3 separate regions of the Mus musculus genome follow, and regions 2 and 3 are each linked to region 1. Evidence: chromatin loops called from intact Hi-C (ENCODE). Cell type or tissue: heart. All regions are shown on one strand. Each heading gives the region's core, and the rest is flanking DNA. Links, peaks and the distances in the headings are about the cores only. Region 1 has its middle 25 kb from the start of Gm33892. Region 2 overlaps 1700020N01Rik (RIKEN cDNA 1700020N01 gene). Region 3 overlaps Sgk1 (serum/glucocorticoid regulated kinase 1).

What was found. Peaks named below come from ENCODE experiments on the same cell type or tissue, not always from the same donor. Only the 100,000 strongest peaks of a DNase experiment are listed, where the experiment ranks them.
Region 2: it touches region 1 in a loop (3-fold over the local background); 2 of 42 quality-filtered maps call a loop at or near these places.
Region 3: it touches region 1 in a loop (14-fold over the local background); 2 of 42 quality-filtered maps call a loop at or near these places.

Annotation. Positions count from the first base shown.
Region 1 is chr10:21,541,406-21,552,095 of GRCm38, reverse strand. No RefSeq gene overlaps it. Among named protein-coding and RNA genes, the nearest start is that of Gm33892, 25 kb to the left of the region's middle. In heart, for the core only: no CTCF peak of the experiment used is centred there; a DNase peak (open chromatin) is centred at 6,435.
Region 2 is chr10:21,594,435-21,605,124 of GRCm38, reverse strand. All of the region lies in intron 2 of 1700020N01Rik (RIKEN cDNA 1700020N01 gene), which reads right to left. Among named protein-coding and RNA genes, the nearest start is that of 1700020N01Rik, 6.6 kb to the right of the region's middle. In heart, for the core only: no CTCF peak of the experiment used is centred there; no DNase peak of the experiment used is centred there.
Region 3 is chr10:21,947,685-21,958,374 of GRCm38, reverse strand. All of the region lies in intron 2 of Sgk1 (serum/glucocorticoid regulated kinase 1), which reads right to left. It also overlaps the pseudogene Gm18511. Among named protein-coding and RNA genes, the nearest start is that of Gm46215, 71 kb to the right of the region's middle. In heart, for the core only: a CTCF peak has its summit at 5,580; a DNase peak (open chromatin) is centred at 5,664.

The DNA.
Region 1 (10,690 bases), core at 4,153-8,152:
TCACATGACTGTTCTCTCTTCTTTTCCTCATTCCTCAGTTATCACACGCAAAGATTTTCCCTTTCTCTTCTGGTTTCCAAGTTCTCTGTCCTTTTCCACTGTCAGTATGCTCCCCTGAGCTGGAGCACTGAGCTAGAGTGTTCAGCTAGAGTGCTGAGCTGGAGTACTGAGCTGGAGTGCTGAGCTGGAGTGCTGAGCTGGAGTACTGAGCTGGAGTGCTGAGCTGGAGTGCTGAGCTGGAGTGCTGAGCTGGAGTGCTAACCTGGAGTGCTGAGCTGGAGTGCTGAGCTGGAGTGAGTGCTGAGATGGAGTGCTGAGATGGAGTGCTGAGCTGGAGTGCTAAGCTGGAGTGCTGAGCTGGAGTGCTGAGCTGGAGTGAGTGCTGAGATGGAGTGCTGAGCTGGAGTGCTGAGATGGAGTGCTGAGCTGGAGTGCTGAGATGGAGTGCTGAGCTGGAGTGCTGAGATGGAGTGCTGAGCTGGAGTGCTGAGATGGAGTGCTGAGCTGGAGTACTGAGATGGAGTGCTGAGTTGGAGCACTGAGCTGGAGTACTGAGCTGGAGTACTGACTCCCTTGGCTCTGGACACTCATTTTGAGTAATAACTTCACCGGCTCTTGGTGAACCACACGGTAGTAACTCAGAATTCACAGTGAACCAAAACTCCAAACATGTTTTTCCAAGCACACACGCTTTTGCTCTAGGAATGCACCCCTGCTTGGGCTGGACAGAGCCCCTCTTCACGCCCACAGTCAGGCACCTATATGCAGAGTATAACGTACCTCAACCTGCCAGTTGGGCTCCCAATCTCCTAAGCCTCCCGTGTGTTACTAATTTTCTGGACCTCGGGGCAGGCTTTTATCTTTCCCTTTTACTTGTTATCTTGTTAGATTTGGCCCATTGTTCCATCCTGTCAAGCTATTTTGAGTTTTAAAATATGTGACCTCCCACCCAGCTGCAGAGTCATCCAGACATCAGAGTTGTTCGATCTGTCTGCACAGAGACCCTATCAAAAGGAAGTGAGATGTCTTGCTTATCTCTGCCTGTAGGTGCCCTCTTCCCTGTGTACCTCCTCATAATGACAATTTAATTGTGCTTTTTAGTGTCAACACAAAAATCCTCTGCTTTGTGGTCTGTGTAGTCTAAATCTCTCATTTATGAAGCTAGGACATTTCTGACCTTCAGCGAGTCTAAGAAGGCATTTTTAGGCTACAATTTCTCAGCCATCACTGGACACCATTTTCAGTTGGAGTCACGAAGTGCCAGGAGTAGAGGTCTCCTGATGTTTCTTTTGAAGCAGCTGAACCACAGATTTTTACAACTAAACGGAGCAATGGCTATGGCACTTTTTAAAAAAAAGTACAATTTAAAAGTTCCCTTTCCCACCATTCTTTGTTTCAGAAAAGGAAAACTGTGACGTTTAATTTGACAGTTTTTTTTAATATAACAGTAAAGTTCCAGAAACAAAGAGTAGTGATTTATAAATACATAAACAATTACTTACACACACACAAACATACACACACACACATTGTGTATACACACACACACACACACACACACACACACACACATACACACACTCATATAGTATCCCTATGTGTACCTGGACTAAAATCCCAGTACAGAAACCATATAGGTAAAATTATATAAATGTATTATTAATGAATTAGTTTTAATTTATGCTTTAACTCTGGTCAAATTGAGAGTGAGTTCTTCAGATCAAAGCTCCATCTTTAAATGAAAAATCTCAATCTCTGGTTAGTGTTGCTTTTAGTTGGCACAGAGGAAAGTGTAGTATATATGTTTTTTCTGACTATTCGATATTGTTAGCCTTTTAAAACAGTGTTAACACCCACAGAAAGTATCCATTTCAACCAGCAGTCTTTTCTCTACAAGCTTTATCAGAAGCTAGGTCATCCTTTTGTCTTCTCAACTCCGTGACTGTTCAGTGTGCCTGCCAGCATCCACAGTTGACGCCCTCCTCGGTGATTCTGTCCCCATGGGAACAGCAGCAGTGGCTGTAGCTAAAAGCCAGAGGAAGAGTGTAGGGTCCAAAGAACTGTAGTCATATTCTATCAGGTGTACATTTGTCCCTTGCTGATGGACACTGGAATGATTTTCCAGTTATTTTTTAACTCCTGTGGACAATGTTGCTCTACAGTTTTAGGAGGAGGTTTGCTGACGGAATGCACACATGGGGTTGAACTCCATGAAATGACATCAGACCATTCTCTGAAGAGATTATATCAACCCCTCTTCCTGTTAGCAGGCCTGAGAACCTATTGGTCCTTACCATTTTCAATACTTGAGAATATCAGATTTAAAAATTTTTGCACACCAACTAGTTATAAATTAGTATTTATCCCATTTGGGACTTGTCCTTTCCTGACCACCAACCACATTGAGTGCCTCATCATTGGCTCTTATATATGTGTTTTTCTCCTTCTCTACAGTGTTCTAGCTCAAGGAACAAATCCTTATCAGAGAAAGTTCCTTTACTCCAGCCTTGGTTATAGTAACTTTACAGTTAATTCGAAGTCTAGTAGAAACGATATAGTGACCCCATTTTACCCTGGCACCTAATAACTGTCTTGGGGTCCTATTTAACTGATTTATTGCTTTTGCTGAGTATAGTCTCTGTGCTTTATAACCAGACTCAGCAAAACAATTTATAAAGCCCTGCTTTCGGCACCACATTTCCCCAGAGCACATGCATTTCTAGTGGCCAGCAACAGACCCAGATGCGCGTGCTACAGATTATACACGGCACCTCTTTCCAAGGCCGGCTTGCAAAGGCTAGCAATGGAGAAGGGTTTGGCCTTCATAAGGATGCCACAAGTAGTCTTCCATTTGGCAGGAAGTCGTTGGAACATACAGATGCTATTTTAAAGTCTATTCTAATCATTATCCTTTATATTTTCAGACACCAGTGTCCAGCACTATTGTCCAAAGGGCAGCAAAAATAAATCCAGAGACAGGAAGCCCAGCGCCCACTCACAGATAACTGTTGCAGCTTAAATCAAAATCAGAACCGGAAAGACAATGCATGAATGTGGGTCAGAGGGCAGCTGAGTGCAGCCTTTAGGGACGGCTTCACTGACATGACAGGGTTAAAACTACACTTGCTGTCTCCAGCACCCTAGATGCCAGGGTTGCAGGAGAAATAGATACTGATAAAGAGGCTGTGACTTGGCAGTTGGAAGGGTGGCTAAGAAGAGAGAGAGAGAGAGAGAGAGAGAGAGAGAGAGAGAGAGAGAGAGAGAGAGAGAGAGGATTCTCGAAATTCTCTTTCTTATCTAAAATAAAAGATTGCTTTAAAACTCTTATTACAATAATGGTGAGTGTTATGCCATCTACAACAGAGGAAAACTGGACTTGAATTAGCTGAAGCTGGTCCTTTCTTCTATCTGATAAGAAGGATCAGGCCATTTACTTGTTCCCTGGATACCCCAGGAGTCTGCAGGCATAGCATTCAAGTCTGATGGAGAGCGAGTAAGTTACAATTGAATGTGTGTCTTTCTTCTCTTAATCAAGGCCCCGTTTCCAGGGTATCAGCAGGTACCTAATACCCAAATTGAATATTTCATATCTTTCTGGTCCTTAGGCTTTGTCTGCTGCTGAGGTATGATCCAGCAGACACTACCACTGGGTCTGAGAAACAGACACTAAACCTGGTTTGCTCTGAAGTGGAGCAAAAACATCTCATTCTGAAAGCCAGTAACAATTCCTTAGAACTCTGAGAAGGAACTGTTAAGTCTACAATCTTTAGAATTTAATTTCCTGCTGCGGAAAGCAACAGGCCAGTTGTGTGAGACTCTTTTCTGTAAAGTAAAAATTAAAATCTGCCCTGCTTTAAATTAGACACGAACTATAAACGCCAACAAGAGAACAGGGTTAGAGTTCTGAAAGCCAAAGAACGGGTGGCGTGAACAAAGAACAAGGTGGTGGAGGATTGCCACGCAGGGCAGCAGGTTCACGGGTGATTGTTGTGTTATGAAAACGGAGAGTGAGTGCGTACGTGTTATACAAACCGTGGAATACCTGACATGATCTAAGGACTACATTTGATTCATTTCTAAAAGGCATCTCTCATTTAGGGTGAGTTGAATGGGAAACTTGAGGTCCTCTTCCCCCTGCAACAGGAGCGAGCACCGCCCAAGCTGGAATAAGCCGACTCTGCTTGATGACGTCATGGAACCATGGCCCTGGTGTGCTGAGCCACCCACTCTCCAGGACACGCTCTCCATCTGCCTCTGTTCTTAGCGCCCATGTCAATGAAGACAAACAACAACAAATCAAAAAGTAAAAACCCACTTCCGGACTGATGCTCAGGAAGTGTGGATGGGGTATCCACCCAGATGTGAGACACAGGTGAGTCAGATTAACCAAGAACTCCTGTAGTGAAGAACAAATCCTAGAGGACCCTATTCCAATCTCCACGTGATTCCGTGAAAGCAGCCGTTTGTTTTGCTGAGGGTTGTAACAAGCTAAAGGTACTATTTCAGAGAGGCAACTGATAAAATCCTGGCCAACTTCGCAGAGTGCTTTCTAGTGCCCCAATTAGAAAGAACAAATACGGCCTGTGTTTCAATCGGCAGACGCCGCTCCAAACACTTGTCTTCTACCGCAGCAGCTTCGCGTTCTGTGTGCTCCAAATGATGACAACAGCAACACTAACAATCTATAAAGGAACAATTATTGTGAGTTTTCTTTCTGCCTATAAAAAATTGGAAATCAGAAAACTATATAAAGATGATATGTAAAATATCCGCTATCCTCCAACAGAAAAAAAACCACAAACTTTCGTTAACTTCTGGTGTGGGCCATGTGTCCTTTTCTTAATAGATACATTATTTTTCTTATTTGACTATGCCTTCCTCCTCTTTCAGTATTTAGAACACATTGCTTTATATTCTTCTTGTTTTATTTTATTTAAAAAAAAAAACCCACATTTCCAGGATTCCATTTGTCATTTTTAGAAACATGCCTTCTAACAATTGCATTACAAGTTGTCATGTGGCTCTATCATTTATGTCCCTGGTATTGAACATTGGTGGTGTTCCCAGTACCAAGACATGATGTCATGTGACTCTGGTTGGATGTAATTCATTCTGCATGTCTATCATTTTCCTTTAGGGTAACCTAAGAAATAGAATCTCTGAATCGAAGGACAATGCTTTTAAGACTTTTAAGAAAGTAAATACACTAAATTGCTCTTCAGAAAATTGTATTTATCTTTATCCTTGTCAGTATTACCTTCAGTGTCTCACAGGATATCAATATTTTACCTCTCTTGATTTGATGGGAAAAATTGACATCCTCTTGGCTCCCTCTTCATTCCTTTAATTATCAAGGAATGACCTTGAACTGTTTGCTTATTAGCCACTTGTATTTCTCAACGGTTAAGTATTTTTACCTAATATATATATATATATATATATATATATATATATATACATATATATATATATATATATATATTTGCTGTTTATAAGAGTCTGTCTTGTAATGACAGTAACAGTGTTATATGTGTTGCCAAAAGTATTCAACAATTCTGCTTATTGAAAACTGATTGACATTTTCATAGACATGTAGATGTCTGCATGCTCTTTCTTTACATTATCAATTGTAGCAATCTTCCCCTTGACGCTCCCTTTTTCTTTCTTAGAAAGCTCATTTCCATAGCAAGATCAAACAAACAACTTACTCTGTTTCAGTTTCTCTCCAGCTGTTTTAGTGTGTACAATGACTTCATTCACCTTGATCAATTTTTGACTTTGACATCAAGGAAGACTCTAGTAGTGTTTTCATACAGATAGTTAGCTATTTTTCTGGCATCGTTTGATAATTGTTCTCATTTCATTTGGGTTGTGAGGTAAGAATTGCTGCCAGAATGCATAGAAAAGCAGTTCTGAACTGAGATGAAAGCAGCTTTTCCTCCAGAACCCCCTGCTGTGGCTCAAGGTCGTCTTACCCCAGCCTCTTGATGCTTCCTCTCAAAGGCAGGCTTTAGTTCAGATCTGGTCACAGACAAATATTACCCTCATTGTTCAAAATTCAGTTCTGATTAAAAACAACAACAACAACAGTAACAAAACCAACCAACCAAACAAAACCCACCGTGCTGTGATGAAAAGAGGGCCATTCCCCAAAACAAAACCCAACGCTCCAAAATTGCTGAGATGAAAGCTGTCCACCTCCCATCCCTAATCGTGTTTGCTTTTGAACCACTTCACACTTTTTAAAAGAATCTCTACTCCTGTGATGTCCACGGTTGCCACACTATTCAAATCAATATCAAACAAAAATCCTGACGGGTCACCTAGGCTGCAGCCTTCTAAAATAGTGCTCTGTAATCAGGCGTCTCTCTGCAGGAAACAGGCCTTCCTACAGCAGGAAACAGAGGAAGCAGGCCTGGAGACAGCAATCCCAGGGCTTGCTTTTCTGGCAACCCCTGACTCAGGAAATCACTGAATTGAGTAGTCAATCTGTGGAGCAATTTACCATGTCATCCACTTCCCGGCAACAGATATTTGGAAGCATTTATAGTCTAATACAACTCTGTCAGCTCGAGGTTGCTGTTGCTTCTCTGCATGAGCTCCAGGGTCAGAGGTTTCTCTGCAGTTTCTCCACCACCAGGACTTTTCGGCTCCTTCCTCCCTGGCCAGGCTCCACCAGTCTCATCTTCCCTTTGATTTTAGTCTTGATCAAGCAAGTTCTTGTCTTAAGAACTAAATATAAATTGTGTTTGGGTGGGTGGAGGTCCCTGCAGTGTTTTCTATGGAAAACACAGTTGAGTGTGTGAAACCATGAAGATACACCTGAGTGCCCGAGCATCTGTAGTAGGGAGACCAGTAAACACTCATTGTGGGTGATAAGAATTCTGTACTGGAATGGACAGTTTCACGCGGCTGGCGAACATGTGTCCAAAAACCCTAAGAGCAAACAGGCATCACCAATACAGCAGGACCGTGCCTGTGCTACATGCATAGTTACATTATTACACCTGAGAACTACAGATAACTTAGGTCAATGTGAGGCTGCTCCCAGAGCTCAGCCTTTAGTCACAATGCTACTGTCTTGATCAGGACCCTGTGGCTGTAGCAACAAAACCCAGAAATGAGCGTCCTGAGCCACTGAATGTTGAAAAGGGGAAACTGAAGAAGACATCCTAAACACAGGGTACAGTTTCCAAAGGTGCACGCCACAGCTTCCTGAAAATTTAAGTGAACTTCTCAAGTTCTTTCCTGCCTTTGGCTCTTGCAGTCCTGTGAGGCCTTTTCCCAGTCTGTCAAGGATGGGCATAAGGAGGGTAAGTCTGATTGTTACAGTCCGCAGAGGCCCTCAGTGGTGTGGCTAAGATTCTGAATGCGACCCCCCCTCCCCAATCCCCAGTCTCGTATCACATTCTCTTCTCTGTACAGGTTCCAATATTCTCTATACCTCTTGTTCTCCTGAGGAATAAAGTGGAGATATTAAGATCTAGCTTTGTCAAGAAAACAACAAGAAATGACATTTGAGCATCTAGGAGAGTACTATGCAGAAGGAGCCATTGTTATTCTGGTAGGAAGCCTGTGTTACTCTCTACCTCTAGTCTTACTGTTACAAAGATGGGCTGTTTACCTGGACAAGGAACCTGGAGCTCACTCAGCACGTGAGTGAAATGTCACTCTGCATGCCTCCATGTGTTTCAATTAAATCATGAACTCCCCCAGATAGCCACTGTGCATTTATTTAATGTATTGCTTCAAGGGACTCATACAAAAATCTATGATTCTTAAGCATTGTCATGTTTTTTAACAAGAATCTACCTCCAAGTCGGGTTCTGGGTACTTGAGAATGAATTAAAATTCACAGGCAAATCCTAAAATAAGAGTCTATCAACTAACAGGACACAGCTGTTTCTCCCTACCTTGCTTTTCGTCTACTTTTCTGTGGTCTTACCCAGTAGAGGGACAAAACACACATGCCCTTCTGGAACCATGAATAAAACATGAAGATTGCTGTGTATGATTACAGGCAATTTGCTATTCAAATTCACTAATGGGGATATTCATCAGGGAAAGTATCCCCCAAACCTTCCTATTAGGAACTAAATCCCAATGGTTAGCATTTCAAAAACTACATGATTTGAATACATTTTTGAGCCAGCCAATGGAAAATTATATTGATTCTACATGTATCCAGCTTGTAGTTAGCTCAGTAATTCCTTTACTTTGTCCAGCACAAACTAATAGTCTCTTTTTCTTTCCCTGGTAGAAAAGTAGACTGTTTTTGAAGACTGCAGAGCAGTGGGTGGGGGAGAGTGGAGGAGAGAGGGCTGTGGCAGAACATGTAATTCACTCTGCATTGTGCAGCAGTGTTGGCAAGTGTGAAAGATTATACAAATCTTTGCTTCATAAGATCTGATTCGGGTAGAGGAAAAAAAAATCCTCCCCTACAACAGATATTAGTGCAGGGCTATATAACAATATAACCCCCTCTCTAAAACTTTGGATTGTATTATGGGCTTTTATAATACTTTTGTAACAGCACTAGGTGTGGTGGTATAAACCTGTACCCTCTGGAGGATGAGGGAGGATTGTGATTTAGCTTGGTATAACAGTGTGAGATGTCTATAAAAGAAGAGGAAGAGGAGGAGGAAGAAAAAGAAAAAGATGATGATAAAGGGGGAGGAGGAGAAGGAAGAGGACTAGGAAGAGGAGGAAGAAGAGGAGAAGGAAGAGGAGGAAAAGGAAGAAGAGGTTGAGGAAAGCAAGAGGAGGAGGAAAGGCATTTCAGTAAAGCGTAGAACCTTACATAAAAATAACTTTATACTCTGGAGTTACTCCTTTTCAGTTCGACACATTTTCGTTGAGGTCAGAATTCCTGGTTTGGACCAGACCTCTGGATCTCTAAATTCAACTTCACATACTATATCGTGTGTTTCCTAACTTCTATAATACCACCACCACCACCACCTATGCTATGGAACCCAGAGTTAATAATGACTCTTACGGAGTTACTGTGAAGATTAAATAAGTAATACCTACTATGTAAAGCACAGAGTCATGCTGTAATGCAATAAATATCCAATAAACCTACTATGTAAAGCAGAGTCAGGCCATATGTAATAAATGTACAGTGTTGCATGGAGTTTTAAGAAACACACTACTGCCTTCATCCAGGGGCTGTTACACTACCAGCTCCCTTTTGTTCCACCTGGGTCAGCTCTGGGATCTGCCACTGCCAGCCCTGACCAGGGACCCTTGAATCCATGGACAAAAGATACACAGACAGCTCTGTTACTCTAACTTGCTCACTAGGCACAATGGCTGGGAGTAAATATCTCCTGCCTGGAAATTCGTGCCCTTACCAATTTATTATTTCTGCCTCTCCATTCCACTCTAAACTTAGTGGCTAGTTCCAATTAGTCCCTGTCAGACATCTTTAGCCATCTGCCCATAGCAGAGGCCGCAGGCCCTAGCTCTCCCTGAGGCCTTACGTGATTGCAGAGTCCTCCTTCCTCCAAAGCATGGCAGAAAAGCTCCTTCTCGCCTTCCCTCATCTCCTCCACGTGGGACCCAGAATGCCCACTTGTACCTCCACCCAGCAGTTGGCTCCTGGTTTTCTTTATTGACAAATCAAGAACCAATTAGGGAACCAGACTTTAGTATCTGAACCTCCCTTTATAAATACCTACTCTGTAAAAGACAAAGTCACGGTGTAATGTAATAGATACACAGTAAGCCTACTATGTAAAGCACAGTCATGTCATAACGTAATAAATGTACAGTGGCCCCTTGCTTTGTCTCAGCTGTTATTATTATTTAGGTGATGGGTGTCAAATGATTAGGCCTTTAGTTTTTAACTTCAATCCTTTGTTATTTAAAAGTAATCGAAGTAGAAGACATGAGAATAATAATATCTTTGATTTTTTCTGTTTATTTTCTAGTAACTGTGCTCATGTGTTATGACCTTGGTGTAATTTCCTTTCAAAACGGCTAGTGGACAGCACCCCCTGCCAAGGTAAGAGCCACTGCTCACAGTCTTTGTGGTCCATGGTTGATGTCTTAGTACAGTTTACATTCACTTAAAGAGGTGCTTAACAGTTACAAGCAAGTGTCAAGCCAGAACTTGGGCTCCCACAGGGCCCTGTGAAATTCCTGGCAAAGTGTGATTTCCAGAGAAGTCCACAGTGTGTCTTAGTACAGCAATTTAACAATGGCATTATAGAGTTTAATCTAAACCCTGCAAGGCCTCTGAAAATCAGTGTCAATAGCTAAATACATTCTCACTGTCCTTCAGATCCTCGATGCACAACAAAGCATTTTCTATCATTGAAATTATATATTATTCATGCTAAAAATAAACATTTTGAAATTACTTTAATTGTGCTTGCTTTGTGGGTCCTCCCACTTTGAGATAGAAATAGATTTCTTTATAAATAAAATATGATTCCCCTTCAGAAGTCATAGGGAGGACACAGTAACCTAGCTACAGCAGACAGCTCCCTCCAGAGCCTCACTTTCCCAGACTAGGTGCTTATTTAATTGACAATGAGCCAGGTTCATCACATAAAAATCACTTCCAGTTAAATGATGATTTTGTCTGTTCACTTTTGTGTTTTCAGGCAGGGTTCTATGTGGTCCAGACTAGCCTCAAACTCCAGCTGAGCTGACAAGGGTGGCCTTGAATTACTGATCCCCC
Region 2 (10,690 bases), core at 4,344-8,343, 53 kb before region 1:
TGCGGGGTGAATGCTTCAGGTCCAAAGGCCTTCTGCAGCCTGCAGTGCTGAGCAGCCCCAGGCTCCACCACAGTGGACTCCACTGGCTATGGGACACAGTTCATGGACTTTGAATTTTAGAAGAAACATTGGGGGAAACCATATGGCACCCATTCTTCTATTTCCCCTGCTACATGTTTATATGCTGGCCTTAAAAATGAAAACTGTAAATTCTGATGCTTGCGTTGTCTTGTGGGCCAGTATCATGTTATTTTTTCCTTCACGGTGTTTATAATTGACATAGTGCTAGATGCTATACAAGGAAAATAACACAGACACTGTCCTTTAAGAACTGCCAGATATCTAAATTGGAGACTGCAGTGAAAAAATAAGGCATATCAAATACAAGGCTCATTTTAGGGATGGGTGGGAGTTCCACGTAGCTGTGTGGGAAGCCTGGAGCAAGCTGCCAATCAATGTCTCTTTATGATCACTTAGCGGGGAAGGCAGTGAAGAGAACTAAATCCCTTCGTGAGCCGAGCAGACGGAGAAGACCTACTGGCTTTCCAGAATATGAAGAGCCGGAGTGAGAGTGGACTGCCCCCACTTCTGGCTCTCCCACCACCTCCCTTACGCTATGCCCTTCCCTGATCTCAGTCTGTTGATAATCCATCAAGACTCATGCTCCAAGTCAGACAACCCTAAGATGTGTCTGAGTCCATGCTCCTAGGATATGTTTAATTGGAAAGTGGCCTTATATTAAAAAGTGGATTTAAAAAAAAATCAAAACATGGCAGACAAGGTAGCACATGTCTTTAATTCCAGGAGTCGGGAGCCAAGGTTACACAGAGAAACCCCTATCTTGAAAAGCCAATAAATAAATAAATAAATAAATAAATAAATATCAAAACTTAATTATCTAATCAGGTCACTGAAGGTAGTTTGTGCTTTCCTTTTAAATTGCACCCGAGGGAGGAAACGGCTTGTTGTGGAAGGAACACGCACCTGGGAATCGGCCTTCCCTCCTCCAACCCCATTTGCCACTCAGAAACTCTGCAACTGTGGATGTCTGTGTCTTACTCTCCTCACTGCAGTGAGAGTGAAATAAGTCACCTTTACATCCTCTTTCTACTGAGGACTAAGATTCCAACACGTTGCTTATCCTGCGCCTGTCCCGATTTATCCATGTTGTGGAATGCTGTCCTATGCACACGGCTGCCCACTGTCCTCTGGGACTGTAATTACCACAGGGGGACGACACAAGGTTGAGACCACTAAGGTTCCACCACAGAAGGGGAAGGGGTGGAGCTTAAGAGACCCTATTCCTACCAGGGGGTTTACAGGCAGCTGATGGCTGCTTGAAGGAAGACAGTTCTTCAGTGGGACAGTCACTCCTATGTCACCTCGCCCCTCTCCTGTGAGTAGCCACTGCTCTGTGCTCTCACTAGTGTCCAGTGATACTCGGTTGTTTCCTTTCTTTGTCCTTGGTGCTCCACTTGGGGTGAGTACATGGTTTTACTCACTTGCTCCTGGGAAAGTTCACACAGTTGAGCATCACTACTGCGACAGGATAGCTTTAAAAAATCGGTTGTTGCAGTGTCAACTGGCCAGACGCCCCAAGCTCCCGGGAATAGGACCATCAACCAAAGGGCTCCAGCCACATATGTGGCAGAGGATGGCCTTGTTGGACATCAGTGGGAGGAGAGGCCCTTGGGACTAGGGGGTTTGGTGCCCCAGTGTAGGGGAATGTCAGGGAGGGAAGGCAGGAGTGGGCAGGGGTCAGGGGTGGGGGAAGCACCCTTATAGAGGCAGGGCAGGGTGGATGGGATAGGGGTTTCCAGAGGGGAGACCTGGAAAGGTGATAACATTTGAAATGTAAGTAAAAGAAAATATACAATAAAAGAAAAAAGAAAAATAAACCCCGGTTGTTGCTTGAAGCACTCTTTTCCCTGGGAGCATGTGCGCACTGGGGACAGTCTACCATTCCTTCAGTTCACTGAGTTTACACTTCTCACCAGTTCCCATAGCCTGAGAGCCCCTAGGGAACATAGCCCCAAGCAGAGATAATTGGAAAAATGACAAAGATCTCTTCCTTGCACACTGACTCAGATGCCATCCGGGTCGCTGTGGGGAGACACAGACCTACTTTTCGTCCTAATTATCTTATCCATGGAGAAGCTGGTGGTGAAGCCCATGTTGAATGAAGCCCCTTAGCGGTCAGCAGAGCACCTGAGCAGCACAGCTTTATGGGAATATGTGACCCTTTGGGTGCCGACAGACCAGGTTCAGGGTCTTGTTTAATTGTGCCCTAGATCTGTTACTATTTGAAAGTCACTTCGTTTCTCTTAAGCCTCAGCTTCTTTATGTGTAAAATGGGAATAACATTTACCCTACATAACTACGGTATGTGAGATGTTTAGCACAGTTCATAGTACATGGTAAGGACTTGCTAGGATTACAACCGAATGCAGAATTGGCCTCAAACACAACAGAGTTTACATTTGTGTTGTTAGGAATGGTACAAATGGTAACATCAGAATAGTAGAAATGCACCTAGAAGATGCGGTGTTGTTACATAGACACAAGCAAACACTGCGGCAGAAATGTAGGGTACCTGTGCAGGGACAAAGTGCTTGGAAGGAATAGTGTCCCACTAGAGATGGCAGACTTGTTTTCACATCTGGGACCACTTTCCCAAGTCTCCTCCCCTACATCTATGAGGAGAATGGGATAATAGGAAGCCAACACAGGACTGCTCTCAAGTGTAAACGCAATGATGCTTAGACAGAGTCCCTCAGTGTTAGGCCTACGGCTACTCTATTCCATTTCCATAAGTGATGCTCGTCTATTTTTATTGTGCCTGTAGTCACTTCATCTCTATCTACATACTTCTTATGTCCACGCCTATTCCTATTCCATCATCAATGCATCTAGAGAGGAGAGCTTGTGTCTCACTTTAAACTGTGTCATTTGCTTTTAATGGTGACAGTGACAATAATCACAGTGAGACATTGCCTTAGTCATTTGTTTTAAATACTGTTTGAAAGTTTAAAGGCATCTGCGCAGTGTGGTACTTGTAAACATAGCTGGCTCTTGTCGTTATGCTGGATATACAGGCCTCCATTTTCTTTCTCATGGTCATGCTGAAGTACCCTAATGACACATAGGCCATATTGTTCACACAAGGCTTCTCATGACAGAATGATCGGCACAGCCTTACTTTCCTAAATAGTTTGCTGATTCACTCGGTCCATTTTTAAACACCAACAGATTGGCACTGATGACATCTGCTAATTATTTGATTTTCCTCGTGACTGGCATAGGACTGCTGTCTGCAGCAATCACTGTAATATGACCGGTGTGAGGTTTGCACCACCCAGTCACTCCATGACCAATTTGCAGTAATGAGTAGCCTTGTCTATTTTTCTGTTTCCCCTAGAGGTATCATTATTTATTATGTGTTGCAAACACAGCTTCCAGAAGTGCAGCAAAAACCCAGCAACACCTAACTCCAAGTGGAAATCTCACTGTGTTCCTAGTAATGGTTTATCAACTCAGACGGCCTAGGCCTGCCAATAACACAGTTAAGATTCCAGCATCTCTCTGGTTCCGCTCCCAGTCCCCATCCTAGCAGGGAACAGTCTTGGAAGGCTGCTGAAGACCCTGTTTTCTAGACTATGTGTCCCTTTTAGTCCCTGAGACTAGAGTTAAAGATTTTGAGAAGTCCTTTGAAATATGTTCTGTTGATGTTTCTAAACCATTATCATGAACCCCCACGGCTTCAGTGACCCCCGATTGAGGCAGCTTCTTGAATTCAGAGAGCATTAAATCATACCTGTAATCTCAGAGATCTGCTGGCTTGGTTTTGTAATGCTTCAATAAGATGAGAAAAGCGATGGCCTGCACATGTGGTATGACCTCCCTCATTAACTCAATGTGAAGGTCAAAGGTCAAAGCCCATGGACAGTCACCATTCACTGGCTTACCAAAAGAAATGTAGGAAAACGTTCCCTTGCCCCCTAGTGCCCACAGCCTGCTATTGCAAGCAGGTGACTTGGCTCAGAGAACTTCCAAACAGAAGTGAAGGGATTTATAGGTCTACCACTAAGGCACATGGGAAAGTCAAAATTTCGATGGGCTTGTCACACCATGTAGAAGCTAAACTCCAAGTATCAGGTAAACAGTGGCGGAACATCACTAAGGGCCGTAAATTCTCAGCCCCTTCGTGGAGAAAAGCATAAAACAAGCTCTGATTCATTTTTACTGACCTGGGAGGCCCCTGGGGTACAGCCTGGGCCACTGTTTAATAGTCTCTCGATTATGCTAGATTATTTCCCACCTCAGTAGGCTGAAATTTGCTTCTCCCACTGTTTAGAACTTTACCCCACACCCCCACTAAAGCCTCTCTCCCATATGGCCTTTAACAGAAGGGGCTCAACTCAATCTTGTGAAACCACCTTCTCCTTCAAGGCACTCAATCACGGCTAGCTGAATGATTAAACTGTTTTTGTTTTGTTTTTTTTTTTCTGTTCTCATCTCCAATTCTTACACATAGTAGGAGGACAAAGGTCTATCTCATAATGAATGAATGAACTCTAAGTTGAAAACAGACCAATCTTAAATGCAGCAACCCTTCTACTAGGTTTTCAGTCAATCCAGTCTACTAGGTTTCCCGAGCTAGGATGCAGTATAATTCAGAGATCAGCAGAGTGTGGAGAGAAGAGGTGTTAGGAAGGGCAGGGTGAATCAGGAAACACTTCTGTAAACCTCTCTAAGTATAGAAAGAGCAGGAATTCTTTCTAAAGCCCACTTACTTTTCCTATTCTACTTAGAACATAATTCTACTCCAACACTCTGTCTGCACTTTGGACAGACATTAGATGGTAGGTCAACCCACCACATTGCCTGACTGTGTGTGAGGGCCTCTGTCTGTGGTTCCGTTCTCTATACTCCTACACTGGACATAAACTCTAGTGTGCTTTTCCTTTTACAATGGAGGCAATGAGCACAAACAGATCTGAACCCATTGTGCACTGTCACACAGAGGTTAAGAGCAAGCCCGGAGCTGCTCCAGAGCAGCAATGCAGGGAAATGCTCAGCCTTTTGGTAGTTTTGCAGGGCCCACAACTGACCACAGACCATTGGCTGAAATCATAACAATGGGCAGTTTACCTTTGTAATGGCCAATGGGGAAAAGAAAGACAGGAAAAATCCCAGAAGGTTGCTTTGAAGGTCTTCTTCTTGCTTGGTGCAAGTGGAATGTGAACTTGAGATAACATCAAAGGTAGCTCAGAGAGTACTTCCCCTAGAAACCAACCCAATTCCAACCAATGCTGGAAACTCTGTAAGGTCCAGACAACGCAGGCTACTTATGATAGAGCTTGAAAAAACGAAAGGAAACAGACAGTCAGTACTTGTGTAAGTCTCCCTAGATGGAAGATATCAGAAGGGAGGAAAGGTGAGAAACAGAAACCACATGCGAATCCCATTAGTCTAACAACACAATGATTTCTTACTGAAGTCCTTTTACCAAATATTTAAGATTGATTGACAGTGTACTGAGTTCTGTGGCCATGACAGAATAAAATGAAGCCCCTGGTCTTTGGGACTTAACATATCAAAACCAATGAAACAAACAAACAAAGAGAATTTGGCAAAGACATAAACAGGATAATCCCAAAGTCTAACAAGTGTTATAGGAGTGGAGTAGCCAGAGTAGTTGGAGTAGCTGAAGTAGCTGGACAGAGTGAGTAAAGTAGATAGTTGTTTTATATCTGTGCTGTCTCATGCAGTAGTCAGCAGCCACATGTACCTCACACAGTTAAAATGTGAGTGGGGCTGGAGAGGTGGCTCAGTGGTTAGGAACACTTGTTTTTGCAGAGGATCCAGGTTTGGCTTCCAGGACCCACATGGCAGGTCACACCAGTGTACAACTCCAGTTCCAGGGATGGGACACTCCCTTCAAACCTCTGCAGGTGCCAGATGCATACATGGTAGACATAATACATGCAGGCAAAACATTTACACACAATACAACCTAAAAAATCCCCATTACTAGTCCAAATGGAGGTGTGCTTTCAGAGATGGTTAGACTTACTATGAAGAACAAATGAATGCAAAGTACCTCCTTAATAGTTGCTTTAACAGGGCAGGGGATGGCTCAGTGGAGAAGAACGTCTACTATGCAAGCACAAAGACCTAAATTTGAATCCAGTGTATCCGAATAAAAGCCTAGCATGGCTGTGCAAGCCTACAACCCCAGTATCAGGGAGGAGAGACAGGAAGGTCCTTAGAACTTACTGTTAGCTGAAGCAGCTTCAGATTCAGTGAGAGACACTGGCTCAACTAGTCAGAAAGATGTACAAAAGGACATGTGGTGCCCTCCTCCGGCATCCACATGAATGCAACTGGGCACACATATGCACATGTGCACTTATCGTGAACACAATTTCATACTCAACTCTGAAAAGAATACTATTTTAGATATATTGGACTAAACCAAAATATTATTGAATTATCTTTAACAACATAACTGTTGCTACATAATGCTCATGTGTGTGTCCCATTTTATGCATTAGATGACAGCATAGCCAGGGAACGCCCATGTGGAGGTGAGAACACACTGGAAGAGAATGGCCATTTGAGGGTCCAGCACTATTGTCCAGCACCATTTGTAAAGAACCTGAGGAGAAAATGGCTTGAGGAGAGGTGAAGGGAGAGAGCCTGGCTGGACAGATGGAGCAAGCGGCAGCAGAAGTGAGAGCTTTCGCTTTTATGTAAGTACAGATATGACCACAAACTCGTAGCTTCTGTGCAGTTACGCAAAATTCAGTATTCAGCGTGGATGCTCTTATAAAACAGTGCAGCAGATTGCACCGAGAATAGGTCCATGCTAAGGAAGGTTTAAACTGGAATGTGCATTATTTAAGCCCACCCCCAAGGTCAAACATCCCCCATTTTGGTCACACTTCTTAAGCCTCTCCAAACTGCAGAACCAACACTGGTGGCTTAAATGAGAAGGCCCTCATGATCTCGGGAATTTGAATACTGGATCCCTAATAGGTGCTGAGTGTTTGGGGAGGCTTAGGAGGTGTGGTCAAGGAGAAGGAAGTTCATCACTGGGGGCAGAGGGTTTTGAGGTTTAAGAGCCTCTCACCATCCCCAGTTTGCTCTCTCTGCTTCTTGTGGTTCAAGATGTGAGCTCCTGGCTGCTCCTCCTGCCATGGCTGCCTGCTGCCAAGTTTCTCCAACCTAATAGTGATGCCTCTGGAACTGTAATCAACCCCATAACCAACTCTTCTTTCTTTAAGTGGCCTTGGTCAAGGTGTTTTATCACAGTGACAGGAAAGTAACCGATACTGAAGGGGAGTCCAAGTCCACCTGTAATGAGTATGATCGAGGAGATAAAATATTACAATTAGCCCCTCTTTATTCACGAGTGTATCGACCATAAATAAAATCTTCTCTTGGGCTACTTCCAGAAGAAGAAACTGGATATGGGTTTTCTCCCTTCTCAATGGAGTACTAAGATTGTATCAAATCACTTAATGGCCAAAAAGACAAATACGATCTGTTCTCACATGCAGATCCTGGCTCTAACTTTTCTATAGGCTTAGGTTATGGGGGCGAGTGCGGATGCAGGGCATGAAAGTACACAGAGGTTATGGCAAGGGAGTGGAGAGTAGCAGAACTCATGGCACATGCATGTGGAAGGAATAATACCAGGGACACGAGGATGCAAGCACAGGCAGAAGGAGATGGTGGGAGGGAGGGAGGAACAGAGAGAATTGACTTAAAGTTATGTAGGAAACCTCAATTTTAAATATTGCGAGGGAGACTTTGTTTATGTGTTTAAAATTATCCAGGGACACTGTCAAGACTGTGCTTAGTTAACCTAATTTCAGCCCAGTCAGCCACTGAGACATGAACATCACAACCAACGCAGAGACCTTGTTGTATCTGAATCACTGAAAACCAGTGCGTGGCTGAGAAGGCTGGGTTGCGGGGCTCCAGTGGAGTTAGGAGTAAACCAGGTATAGCCCTTTTCTTTAAGGCTCCTTAATCTCTGATGTCACAGAGGGGTGGGCTCTACCTCACTCTGATGTTTACAATGCTGAACTCACAAACAGTGCACAGCCATGCCTAGAACGCACATTTAGCCTTGCTGAGAATCTAACAAATGAAAACTTCTCGATGGTGATGTGCTAAATGCATCCCAAACACATCAGCATTTTGCCTTCTTAAAGCACAAGTCTCCACTTAAGCAAAACAAACAAGACCGATAACAATCTAAACTAATGTTAGAATACAAATATTAAAGTTCTAGGTAATCTATTGTGAGATCAGTCAATAACACAAGGAAAGCTCATATCCTATGCTGGGGTAATTAACTCCCCCTAGTAAGTTTCCTGGGGGGAACTAGACATAGAAGAAACAAATACAACCAACAAGTTAAAAACACCCAAAGACCCCCATTGTCTCATTAGTGACCTCTCTGGCAGGCTGATGCTACCAGGTGGTGGTGGTGGTGGTGGTGGTGGTGGTGTCATTTTAGCTCTAAGGTATCTTCCCAACACACGAAGTTCAGAGCCTGAAAAGGCAGTCTCCAGAATGCTGACGTTTACTCTCACAGTAAGAGGAAAAGCTGAGCCTATGCTTTCAATGCTATGATCGTTCCTACAAATATCAGGCCTTTGAGCTCAGCCAACACATTTATAGTTCTGTTCCCCCCCCCACACACACCCAAGGTTTTGAGGATAGCAATGACTTTGATAGAGGGGAAACTGGAGTGGAATTCAATCTACTTTACTCACTATCCAGATACTCTCTCCCCCACACTTCACATGTGCATGTCTGTGAATTAAAACCAAGTCATAACACTGCCAACATCAGTATGGTGAAAGCCTTAATGGAATTTCCCAAGCATATTACATGATTTGTTCTCCTTTACTGTTATTGATATAATTTGCATTAATTATGCCTATGAAAACATGAATAATTAACAGGGGAAGATACAGTAAGGAGCAAGCATTCACAGTGGAAGAAAACCCCTACACCTACAGCAAGAAAAAGTTGTTTATTGGCTTTCTTTCTCTTTTTGTGTGTGTTATGTAGGCACAGAGTTGTGGAGGCCAGAGCATGTGTCTCATTCTGTCCTCTGCTTCATTCATTTTAGGCAGGCTCTGTTGCCCACCTGGAGCTCAGTATCCATCCAGTGCACTCCAGGGATCCTCTTGGCTCCACCCTCCCAGTACTGGGGTTACAGGTCCTTGTGACCATGCCTACCTTTTTACCTGGTGCTAGATATTTAAGCTCAGGTCCTTGTGCTCTGAATATAAGCAAGTTTCAGTTAAATGCTTTCCTTTATGAGAATTGCCATGGCCGTGGTGTCTCTTCACAGCAATAGAGCATTGACTAAGCCTGGGAATGTTGATTATTCCCTAAATGAAGGGACTAAAGCATTAGATGTTATCATACTAACATTCCCTTCACTGGGGTAACCTTGGGAGAGGCTTTTGAGAGACCAACAGTCGTAGCCAGGTCCAAAGTCCTTAGACACCAATGCTAACTAGACCAAATTAGATGTTGGACTGTCTGCCACCTTGTTGTTCTATCTAAGACACTAACTTTGAGGTGCCCACAAAAGGTGTCCCTTCCTGCATGGTGGTAAAAGTCAATTCTTTTCCTAAGCCACTTTCATATACTGAAAAGAACAGTACAAAGTTAAGTAAGCATTAAGTCATTGCATCAACAGGTCAATGAAAGCCAGAAATCCCAAGGGTGCATGTTTTGGAGACTGAAGGAATCCAGCCCAGCAGTCGCACACACAGTTAAGAAACCCCAAAGACTGAAAACCTTTGGATACTTGCAGCAGATCCAAGCTCAAAGGTTTCTTTCAGAAGCTGTGCCATATATACACTAAAGGCATCAGGAGGAGGGAATGTGGACTTCTAGCAAGCTTAGATCCCTCCATTCTTTCCAAGGAATCAGGAGACAGCATAGAATCTACCTTCCCCGGGTACTTTGGAGGGATGGAGGTAAACTGCACAACTGACTGCTGGGACAAGTCAGTTTCTAGAGAAACCAGAAGAGAGTAAGTGGTGACAGATGACACATAACCCTGGGGACCAGAGTCCTCCTGAAAGCACTGTGTATGCACATAACTCAAGCAGGACATCTCTCCTCAGCAGACAACTAAGGTAGAGTTCAACTTCTGATCACTGGCTTCAACAGGAAGTTATTACTACTAGTAACTATTTGTGATTCATGAGATGTCAAACAAAGCATGCATTTTCCAAACTCTAACTCTCTCTCTCTCTTCCACCGTGAAATCTCTGGTATTAAATGGGCTTGAAAGAGTCGACTCAAAAGGTTACTAGAAGTCCTATACTTATGAGGTATTTAGTCAATGTGCATTTTCACATGGTAAGCTCATTGAAAGCATCTTCTCTAGAGTTTCCGACATTTGTCAAGTATTTAAGGCATTACTGCTATGTGAAATCTGATATAAGTGAAGTGACCACTGAAGTATTTTCCAGTCACGCAACTGAAAGTTCGCCATATGGCCTTTCTTGTGTTGAGTGAGGTAGGATATATTGATGGAGGTTTTCATCTACTGCACATAAGGCTTTTCTCTGCTGTGAGTTTCCTTGTGTTATAAAAATGAGATGATTCCCCAAATTTATCACTTACACACATTTCTATGGTGTGG
Region 3 (10,690 bases), core at 3,534-7,533, 410 kb before region 1:
CACATGACCACTGTGGTATACACACAATCCATAAGTAAAAAGGAAACCAAAAAAAAAAAACCTTTGGAATTTTCATTCATGATCTAGGCACTTCATTTCTCGACCCTCGGATTCCTCGGTTAACACTATTATTGAAGTATCTATATGTGAGAGAGGGGGGAAGAAAAAAACCAGATTCCTTTTGGACATGAGCATGGCGCACATCTGGTGGGAGGGGAGATGCTGGCAGGGTTTGACCTTGCAATAATTAGATGCTGAGAGCCAAAGCCCAGCAGTTTATGTAATTCTACTGCAGACAAGCTAAGCTCCTGCCCTTGCTGTGATGGAAAAATGGCCTCAGAGATTGCTGATGCTGATCAGAAATTAGTTTGAGGATTCATCACTGCGCATCCCAAAACACCAGGTGATAGATACAGAGAAAAGCTGAGGGAAAATGCCTAACCCGTGGATTTCAAATACTGCATACTTATCTTTCTTTCCCATGCAAAGACAAGGGCTAGCAATAATGATATTTAATTAGACTGCCTGTATTTAGAAAGAAAATGGTATCAGGATAATATACAGACCTAAATTTTAAAATAGCAACGTTTCAATGCAGGCTTGACGAAAGCCCGCATTCTCACAGACTGTTTAACATTAATTTTTAATCGTTTTTGAAAGCCATTATATTTCCTGAGCTTTAAGATGTTCAATGATCCTACCTCATTTATCTCAATTTGGATAATGTGTCCTAAATAAATAATTCATAAATCTAAAAAAATAATTCATAAACTTAGCTGGGCTAAGTGGCATACACCTGTAATCCACTAGTACTCAAAGAGCTAAGGCAGCAGGATCAAGGGTTCAAGGCCCCAATTAAAAACAACAAACAAACAAGAGGAACATGGAGCTGCAGGAGGAACCTGACCTAACACTTACCAATGAAATGACCGAGTAGATGTGGACTAAGTGTTTATCTGCAAACGGCCATTTCTAAGTTTGGGATGGTTTTGATTTTGCTTTGAGACAGAGTTTCTCTGTGTAGCTCTGGCTGTCCTGGAACTCACTCTGTAGAGAGGGCCGGCCTAGAACACCCAGATCTGATGCTTCTGCCTCCCCGCCCCCCCACCCCCAGTCCTGGTGTTAAGGGCCTATATTACCATTCCTGGCCCTTGTTGGTTTGTTTTGGGATATCATGGCTCTTGGTTACCCAGGCTAGTCTCCATGTTCGCCTGGCTCAGCCTCTCATGCATTGAGATTAAAGTTTCGGGTCACCACACTTGGCTTTGAGGTGATTTTAGTAATATGGAGAAATAGCATCCATATCATGTTAAATAAAAGCAATCATAATATAAACTTGTACTTGGAGGAAAAGATGAATATTTAAATTAATGCATATTGAGATCATTTGTATGTTTTTCTTTTGTTTCCAAGTTTCTCAAATAATTTCTATTTCTATCTGGAAAGACAGAGTCCTTGTAAGCCAAGACTGATTTTTAAACCCATTATGAGACTTTAAACTCTGATCTCTCTGTCTCCACATCTCAAAGCACTGGGATTACAAGCATGAATCAACAGGCCTTACCACCTCAATTACAAGCACGTAAGCAAGCAAGCAAGCAAACAAACAAGAAATCAGGGACCTACGAGATGGCTCTGCAGGTAAAGCTGTATTCAGGGAATCCTGGAAAACTATAGTCCATTCCCAGAATCCATGTAAAGGGAGAGAGAGGCAACTCCACACAATCACCCTAGGCCCTGTCTTTGCACACCCCAGCTCACATGCACACAATTAAACAACAGCTACTATGTACTATCTTTCTATTTTCAAAATTACCTATAATCTGCCTTTGAAAGTCAGTCTCTCTTCCTCTCCCCTGTCACTGACTGGCTGTCTTTCTGTCTGTTTTTCATATCTTATTGAAAACAGAACAGATATATTGGACTGGAGAAGTAGCTGAGTTGGTAGAGTTGTCTAGCATTTGTGACTCCTTGGGCACCAGGGAAGACATGCCGAGCGCAGCGGCCCAAACCCACAATTCTGGCATTCCTGGGGTGCAGATAGGATTAGAACAAGTTCCAGGTCAGCTTGAGTTAAGTGAAAACCTATCTCAACAGATTAAAGAAACAAACAAGCATAAAGTGTCCATCCGGTCTGTTGGTTCTCAGGAGTAGAAGGACGAAAGCCATCATTGCTGTAATGTAAGTAAGCAGCATCCTAAGAAATAAACGATGTGGGCAGAAATGACAAACCTGTCGACTGACTGTTGGGCCACCTTGGATGCAGGCTCATCACGCTCAGTCTGTAATTCTAATGTGGAGCTCAACTTGTACTCAAATAAGGCTGTGTGACACTCGTCCCTCAGTTCGTTCTGCACCATCAGGAAAAGGGGACAGAGAGCCTCAACGCCTTTCTGTGATGATTTCCTTTAAGTCCCTATGGGCTCCAATCACTACTTTTGTTGGACAACTTTCCTACGGATTCTTTCCAAAAGTAAACCAGCAGGCCAGAGAAGCACTTTCCAACTCCCCAAAGGCTCACATCTGAGAAAAGACTACCTTCAGCTACAGTTCTAAGGTCCTCAGCTCCCAGGGGGTGGAGGACCTCCAGCTGGCACACTTGGGTATGCTGTCCTCACTTTCAGCCAGAGGAGAAAAACAACTGGACATTGGATTTAAAGGTCCCAAAACACCCCTAAAGCTGTTTATAATCCCACTAAGGTCAAGTGAAATTGACATTATTGCCTTACAAGTACGCAGATAATTTCTGGTTTTAGAAAATTATTTTGACCAGAAATTTTCTGGAAACAAACAAACAAACAAACAAAAAACTCACGAAACTAGAAAGTCACCCATGAAGGAATAAAGGAAAAATGTCAGGAAAAGAATAGTGGAACAACACCCAGGGTTTTGTGATGTAGCTATAATTTCTATATAGTCTGATGCTCTTTAAATACCCTTATTATTTACACTAAAAACAATTCTACATTTAAATAAATTATTAACTTAATGAGAAACTTTAAAGGATCAAAACAACGTAGAGAGCTGAGGGTCTCCATAGCTATGAAACTGGCTGTGAAGACAGGGCTGGCCAGAGACTCACAGAGGTGTGCCTGCCTTTGTCCCCCAAGCACGAAGATTAAAGGTATGTGACATCATGACCTGAATTTAGAGAATGTTTCAGTGAGAAATGTTTGGTTATCTTCAAAGTCTAACAAAACAGGCAAGACCTGGAGCATGAGGTAAAGAGAGTCAGACCACAAAATAACACAATCAACAGGTTTAGGTTCAGGGATGTTCTCAGGAGCCTCGAAAACCAAGATAACATCTCCCTTATGTGACTGAGCTCAGGACAAGGGATGTGTTATGCAAACTTTCCTGAGGCCTCCACGTTTAAAGCCAGCCAGGATTGCCGAGAAACTTTGTATTTTCTTTTTCTTTTTTTTTTTTTTAAAGACATGCGATTTTGTTTTAACACATCTTATATAATATGACTGTGATGGTTTGAATATGTTTGACCCAGGGAGTGACACTATTAGGAAGTGTAGCATTGGAGGAATGTGTCACTGTTGGCGTGGGCTTTAAGACCCACATCCTAGCTGCCTGAAAGCCAGTCTTCTCCTAGCAGCCTTCAGATGAAGATATAGAACTCTCAACTCCTCCTGGACTATGCCTGCCTGGACACTGCCATGCTCCCACCTTGATGATAATGGACTGAACCTCTGAACCTGTAAGCCATCCCCAGTTAAATGTTGTTTTTTGTAAGCATTGCCTTGGTCATGGTGTCTCTTCACAGCAACAGTAAAACCCAAAGTAAAACAATGGCCTAATTTCCTCTCCTAGAATTGCATCTCCTTCATGTGCTGTTCCCATCAACAGCCCAAGAAAACCAACTGTAAAAACTCACTAAAGGATAACTTAATGTATTGTCTTGCCAACAACTCTAAAATAACCTTATTCTAAATAGTGAGTGCCACAGGGGTTTTTCTTTTAGATAGTTTTGCTAATTGGGTTTCCCTCCATGCTGAGCTCAGGTTATTCTTCTCAGAGTTCAGAAGGCAGGTGGCTCCCGAGTGCTCCCAGGCAGACACTCAGTTGTTCTACTCTTCCCACCACTATTTGGGGGCAGCAAGCATCAGCCATGATCGTTCCAAACGCTGCCACCGTGTTACTTACCTAAGAACTCAGTGTTGAGTGAATGCTCTCCTGTGTGGGAGTTCAATGTCCCTGGCTGCACTTCCATATAGTAAAATTTCATTTACACACAGTTTTTAAGGAAAGTGCCTTCTTACCGTCCCTTCACTTTCTGAGACTTAACTTATTGTCTGTCCCACTGAAATGGTTTTCTTCCAAAATATTCTCTTCTCTCAAGCAACAGGATATCAGAGGGGGTAAATGAAGTATGGGCTTACAGTCTCACTTAAATGAGAACAAACTTGTCATTGAGAATAACACATCATAAATAACCCACATACACACAAAAGTTTATAGCAATAAAAATGTATCTGTCTCCTTCCCCCAACATGGAGTTAGTTCCCCTTTGTTGCACTGACTTAGTGATTTTTTTTTCCTACAAATTTTAAACAAAGATTGTTCATTCCATCTCTGAGAAAAGTCATCGTCTGCCAGCTGAGAATATCATCTTTGCATCCCCCGCCCGCCCGCCATTTTACATCAGAAACGTGAGTCACCTGTTTCCTGCCCATACAGACCTGGAGGACTCCATACAGACCTGGAGGACTCCATACAGACCTGGAGGACTCCATACAGACCTGGAGGACTCCATACAGACCTGGAGGACTCCATACAGACCTGGAGGACTCCTCATGAGAACAAGAAATGGAGTTGATTTATGAATTCAGAAAGTAGCCATTAGGTCTTAGAAAAATAGTAGATTTTTGAGAATAAATGCGGAAACCTCATTTGAAAACTGGTTAGCAGCAAGATTGAGGCATGTTCCTTCCTGAAGCAATTACAGCCACGCTGTGTAAATCACGGGGTTCTGGTGACTCCGTCCAATAGAGGAGAATTCCAGAACAGACATAAAACATTTTAAAATGAGACTAATTTCCCAAACCAGTCCGTTTTATTAAAATGTTGATTCCTTCAAAAACTTTCATGCGTGGAAAGATGGTCCTGGAATACTAGCACAGAAATAATTAGTATTTTTAATTGGTACAAGTGGGAAATAAGGCAGACCAGCTTTAATAAACAAATCCAATCTGGGGCACATTGAAGTGAATTCACAGTTTGTTTTTTTTTTTTTTTCCTAAAATCAAAGTGCATTGTACTTACTAACGAACAAAATGAATTAACTTGTCAAATGGAAACAGTATAATTGAACTAGGGACAAGTTTGGCGAATTAAGAAAGGAGAAGCCTTGAACCCTGGGACTCAGGATTGAGTCCCTGACAGGTGTTCATCAATGCCTTATCCACAGTCATCTACTTAAAATTTAAACATTTTAAAACCCCACACGGCGCTTATTTTGCAGATCAAAATCAGAAGTGAACAATGATCAAATACATTATAAGTGTGCCTACCCATGGTTATGAAGTCTAAAGGCTGACTCTGCAGGGAGGGAGCTGCCTCCTCCTAGCTGTTGAGCTACAGAAGTGAGCACATCTGGATCCCTAGTGATCCCAGGAGCTTTGGGTGTTGGGAGGCAGCCATCTGGTACAAAGGAAATCTGGACAGAGTGTCCCACCCAAAAGAAAGCACTGTATTGTGCTGCTATGAAAAGCAACCACTACACTTCCCTCTGATAAAACATCAGCCTCTCAGCTGGTAAAGGATTCAAAGAAATACATGTGCAAAAGTGTTCACTGGCTGACCAAGGTTCCAAAACCACCACCGACCTGCAGATAAGAAACACGAAATCAATTACTTTCGGAAACTGCCTAGGAACAGCATGCTGCCTTCATTTTAAAATGCTGCTCTTTTTATAATTTCTGTTGGTTATGGACTTCTCCTGACCTTAGGTGTCTGGTTGGTTTTTAATCCAAAATGAAAAGGCTGGACACCTTGAAAAATGTGAGTCCTTTCTAGTCTTCTTATCTCATCTGTGTGGAATTCAATGGAAATGTAAAATGTTTTTTTTTTATTTTTCGGTCTCTATATATGAATATGTGAAATATGGAATTGATAATGATGGATTAATATACAATTATGCATTGATGAGAAAGTAAAATGCAGCACTTAGAAGGAAAGCCAGTTCAAGGCTACCCTCAGCTATTGACTTCCAGACCATCTGAGCTACATGACAGCCCCTCAGCCCCCTCCCCAACATTTCTTTTTAAATATCATTTTTAATGTTCTAAAGATTAAGTTTTATTGCTAAATTATCTGGGATGAAGGCATATTAAAAATAAATGATCAAATTATAGCTGGAACGATTCATTATGAGACTCAGAAACATTTCATTGTGTCTTATAGTTTTATAGCATGATCCTTGCAGAAACCAAATTATCAGTGGTTTTCCCATCTATACTGTTCATTACTTCTGACCTAATCAACGATATAAACAGGCTTATTCTCAGAAAGCTCAGCAAACTTGGGCATGATGTCATAGTCTGTAATTCCAGAATTGGAGACAGGCAGGAGGATCACCATTCAAGGCAGCCTCTTGTAAATTGAGAGTTTAGGGCTAACCTGGGCTGTATGAAACCCTATTGCAGAACAACAACAACAACAACAACAACAACAAAAGATGTTTAAAATAGTCTCATTAATCTATAAGTGATAATTACCCTAGTGCGTGTTTACCTATACATGTGAGTGTAAGGGAAGTTCATTATTTTCTTTTGTGGGTATTTGCTTTTGTGAGACAGTGTGTTGGCTAGTCATAGGTCAGCTTAACAGACAAACAAGTTATCTGAAAGGAGGGAATCACAATTGAAAAGATATCTCCATAAGATACAGCTGTAAGCAATTTTCCCAATTAGAGATCAATAGGGGAGAGTCCAGCCCATTGTGGGGTCCATCCCTGGGCTGGTGGTCCTGGGTTCTATAAGAAAGCAGGCTGAGCAAACCATGAGGAGCAAGTCAGTAAGCAGCACTCCTCTGTGGGTCTCTGCATCAGCTCCGCCTCCAGGTTCCTGCCCTATTTGCGTTCCTGTCCTGGTTTCCCTTGATGATGAACGGTGATGTGGAAGTGTGAGCCAAAGAAACCTTTTCTTCTCAACGTACTTTTTGGTCATGGTGTTCCGTCGCAGCAATGAAAACCTTAACAAAAACAAGCTGGTACCAGGGTTGTTGGGTATGGCTGCAATAGACTTGATCCTGTCTTGGGGGGAATTTTGGAACTTTAGGCTAGAAAAGCCATTGAGTGCTGAGAGCTTGGTAAGCTGTTCTGTAGGAGTTTGGAGGATAATGATGAGAGCAATGCAGAAGATGGAGGCCTGGCTTGTGAAGTTTCAGAGGGAAGTTTAAAGACTCTATCACGGGCATTTGCTATTTTAACGTGAGATTCTGTCACGCGTGTCAGCTGGAGCTGAAGACTCAGCCATAATTAGCAAAAGATTGGCAACATTGAAGTGAAACCTGGGACAATAGATACTGGCTAGCTGGAGCTAAGAAGCTAGAGGTGGCCGGGCAGTGGTGGCACACGACTTTAATCCCAGCACTTGGGAAGCAGAAGCAGGTGGATTTCTGAGTTTGAGGCCAGCCTGGTCTACAGAGTGAGTTTCAGGACAGCCAGGGCTACACAGAGAAACCCTGTCTCCAAAAAAAAAAAAAAAAAAAAAAAAAAAGTTAGTGGTGATTGAGAAGAGACAGGCATTACTTGAGGTAAGTGTTTGTTCAGGGTCAGTACACACAAGCTGGGATCCGGAAGCGACCACGGTTTTTTACTTCATACGCAGCCAGACTTGATAATATGTAAGACATACCAGGCGATACTAGTTCTGAAGGCATGAAGGGGTTATGGAGATCAGCTGAGGTTTGGCACTGCGAGCAGTTAGGAGAGGCTGTTGGTGAAGGCACAGCCTCAGTACAGGTGACAACCCAGGACTGAAGGGGTCATGCAAAGAAGTTGAGGCTTGGCACCATGAAGAGAGCCTGTGAGAAGCTATTGGTGAAAGTGCAGTCCAGTTGCAGCAGAAGACCCCAGAGTTTTGGAGATGCCAGTACCATGGGATGATCACCAAGAACAGCAGCAGCAGTGGAGCGGAGCCAGGCAGAGCCTAGAAGACAAGCTGTGTGTGCTACAGAGGGCAGAGCTCCTTGAAAGAGGCCGAGAGATCGTGAATGAATCCCAGATAACTGGACACTGAGTTATTTATACTGTTGGAGTTTTGCCTTGTGTTGCTTAGTTCAGATTCTAACTGTTTCCTGATTCTTCTTTCTTGAGGAAGATATTTAATTTAATTTTGATTCTTGCCACAGCTGAAAGACTGATTTTTTTTTTTTGAAAGAGATTGTGGATTTTCAGAGAGAGATTTTTTTCAGCAAAATAATTTTATTTTCTAACACAGAAAACGTACTCACCCAATATGTGTTCACCTAACACATCTATGCTCAAGCGACTTCCGTGTCACATAGGGCTAGAGAGCTGTTCGGATGTCAAGTGTCTGGATGGCTAGCCTTATACATTCGTCGCAGAGTCTGCTTCGTTAGGTGAGTTATAGACCTTTAAAGCCTTGAAAAGCTACTTTTACTTCCGCAACTACTGCTTCCAGGTGAACAGAACACAGTGGTTTCAGTTTGCATTCCAGGGGAAACTTGTCATGTTTTACTCTGGTGCTGGAACTACTTATCCACATCTGTCAGTCGTGAGCCAGCAGACTCACATGGCTGTGTAAAAGTATCCACAATGGCTTCAGCGGCATCAGGACTGCATATAAAGTGGCTCTCTGACACCGCGGTCTTCACACAGCTAATTCCCACTTCCATCCGTTTTCGTACTCACTGATGCTTTCTAGTAGTCATGAGCACTTTAAATAATGTCAATTACAAAATCCATGACTTTACATTCTGCACTGAATGTAAACCTGTCTGGTTCTCTGTCAGGAATTTTACACCCCCCAAACCAGGCTGTACGTAGTAGCTTCTAAGTAGCCGGAACATCAGAAGCATCGTCATAGCTGGCTGCGTCTGGGTCATCCCCATCAACGGCAATGACTTTCCAGTCAGGGCTGCGCCCAGCAATCATGGCCAATATGCCCAGAACGTTCCTTGTGATCGTTTTCCCCTCTTGAACATTCTTGCACACACCTGGCTTACAATTTCACAAGTGTCAGTTGGGTCATTGCCATGGCAGCAGCCAGAATGTTTGCCACTGAGTCCTGGGTCTTCCTCTGTTCAGGCGTATTCTTCACAAGGCAACAAATTTAAAATGGGATTTTTTTTTTTCATATCTTGCTTAGCTGAATTTAAAGGGTTCTTTGCAGCAATTTCCAGTTTTGCATGTGAACAGTGCAGACCCTCAAACATCATGTGAAATGCACCCTTCTCTGCATAAATCGGAACATGGCGAAATGCTGAAATATGCTGCCATTTCTCATCTGGGAGAAAGACTGGTGCTCCAGGGTGAAGGGCACAGTGCCTGGCTACTGAGCCACCCATGGTGTCTGGGAACATGCCACTGCCACCAAACAGTCACCCAACCACACAGTCCCAGTGCAGAGCTACTGGTAAGGCAAGAGGGGAAAATGAGGACCTGAAATTTTAATGTGCTTGAATTTGTAAGGATTGGGGGACTTATAAAATTATTTATGTTTTTAATGTGAAATCCTGGGGATCAATAACAAAGGAAGGGTTGGGGCTTAATAGTGATGTGTTTGTGTGTCAAGTTGACAAGGGGCCAGTTGTGATAGCTGATTTTATTGACACACAAATGAGTTAGCTGAAAGGAGGGAACCTTAACTGAGAAGATGCTTCCATTAGATCCAGCTATAAGGCATTTTCTTAATTAATGATTGTTGGGGAGGCCCAGCCCATCTTGGGTGGTGCTATCCCTGGGCTTGTGGTCTTCAGTTCTATAACAAAGCAGGCTGAGCAAGTCATGGAGAGCAATCCAGTGAGCAGCATTCCTTCCATAGCCTCTGCATCAGCTCCTGCTTCCAGGTTCCTGCCCTGTTTGAGCTTCTGCCCTGATTTCCTTTCATGATGAAAATGTAAGCTGAATAAACCCTTTCCTCCCCAACTTACTTTTTTGGTCATGGTGTTTTCATTGCAGCAATAGAAACCTCAACTAAAACACACGGGGTTAACTAAATGACATCAGTGTCTAGAAATAAGAGCCTTGATTGGTTAAAAAAACAAACCTCTCTTGTGTAAATATTGCACAGCATCAGCTCACTCAGGCATTCGGTTACTTTGAATTTCTCCTTCCTTGTTTTGATTCTGTATTTGCTGAGCAAAAAAGACCCAGAACACAAGTCTGGGGGGGGGGAGTGGGGGGGGGGGTAACAAACCTATCCAGTGAAACACAGGACGGGGGTGGGGAGGGACAGCAGTAGGCAGAGCTCTGTGCCCACAGCTTGGATCTGCCTTGTTCTATTCATGATAGGCCTATTTGGTTTTTTGGTTTGGTTTGGTTTGGTTTACTTTTATTTATTTTTTATTCATTTATGACAAAGAAGCTGAGGAAGACCTATATGATGAATAAAAGCAGAAAGAAGTCAAATCAATATCCAGACATCTCACCTAAGCCTCACAGCAACACTTTAAGATTTTATTATTAATCTTATAAATGAAAAACTCAAGAAGT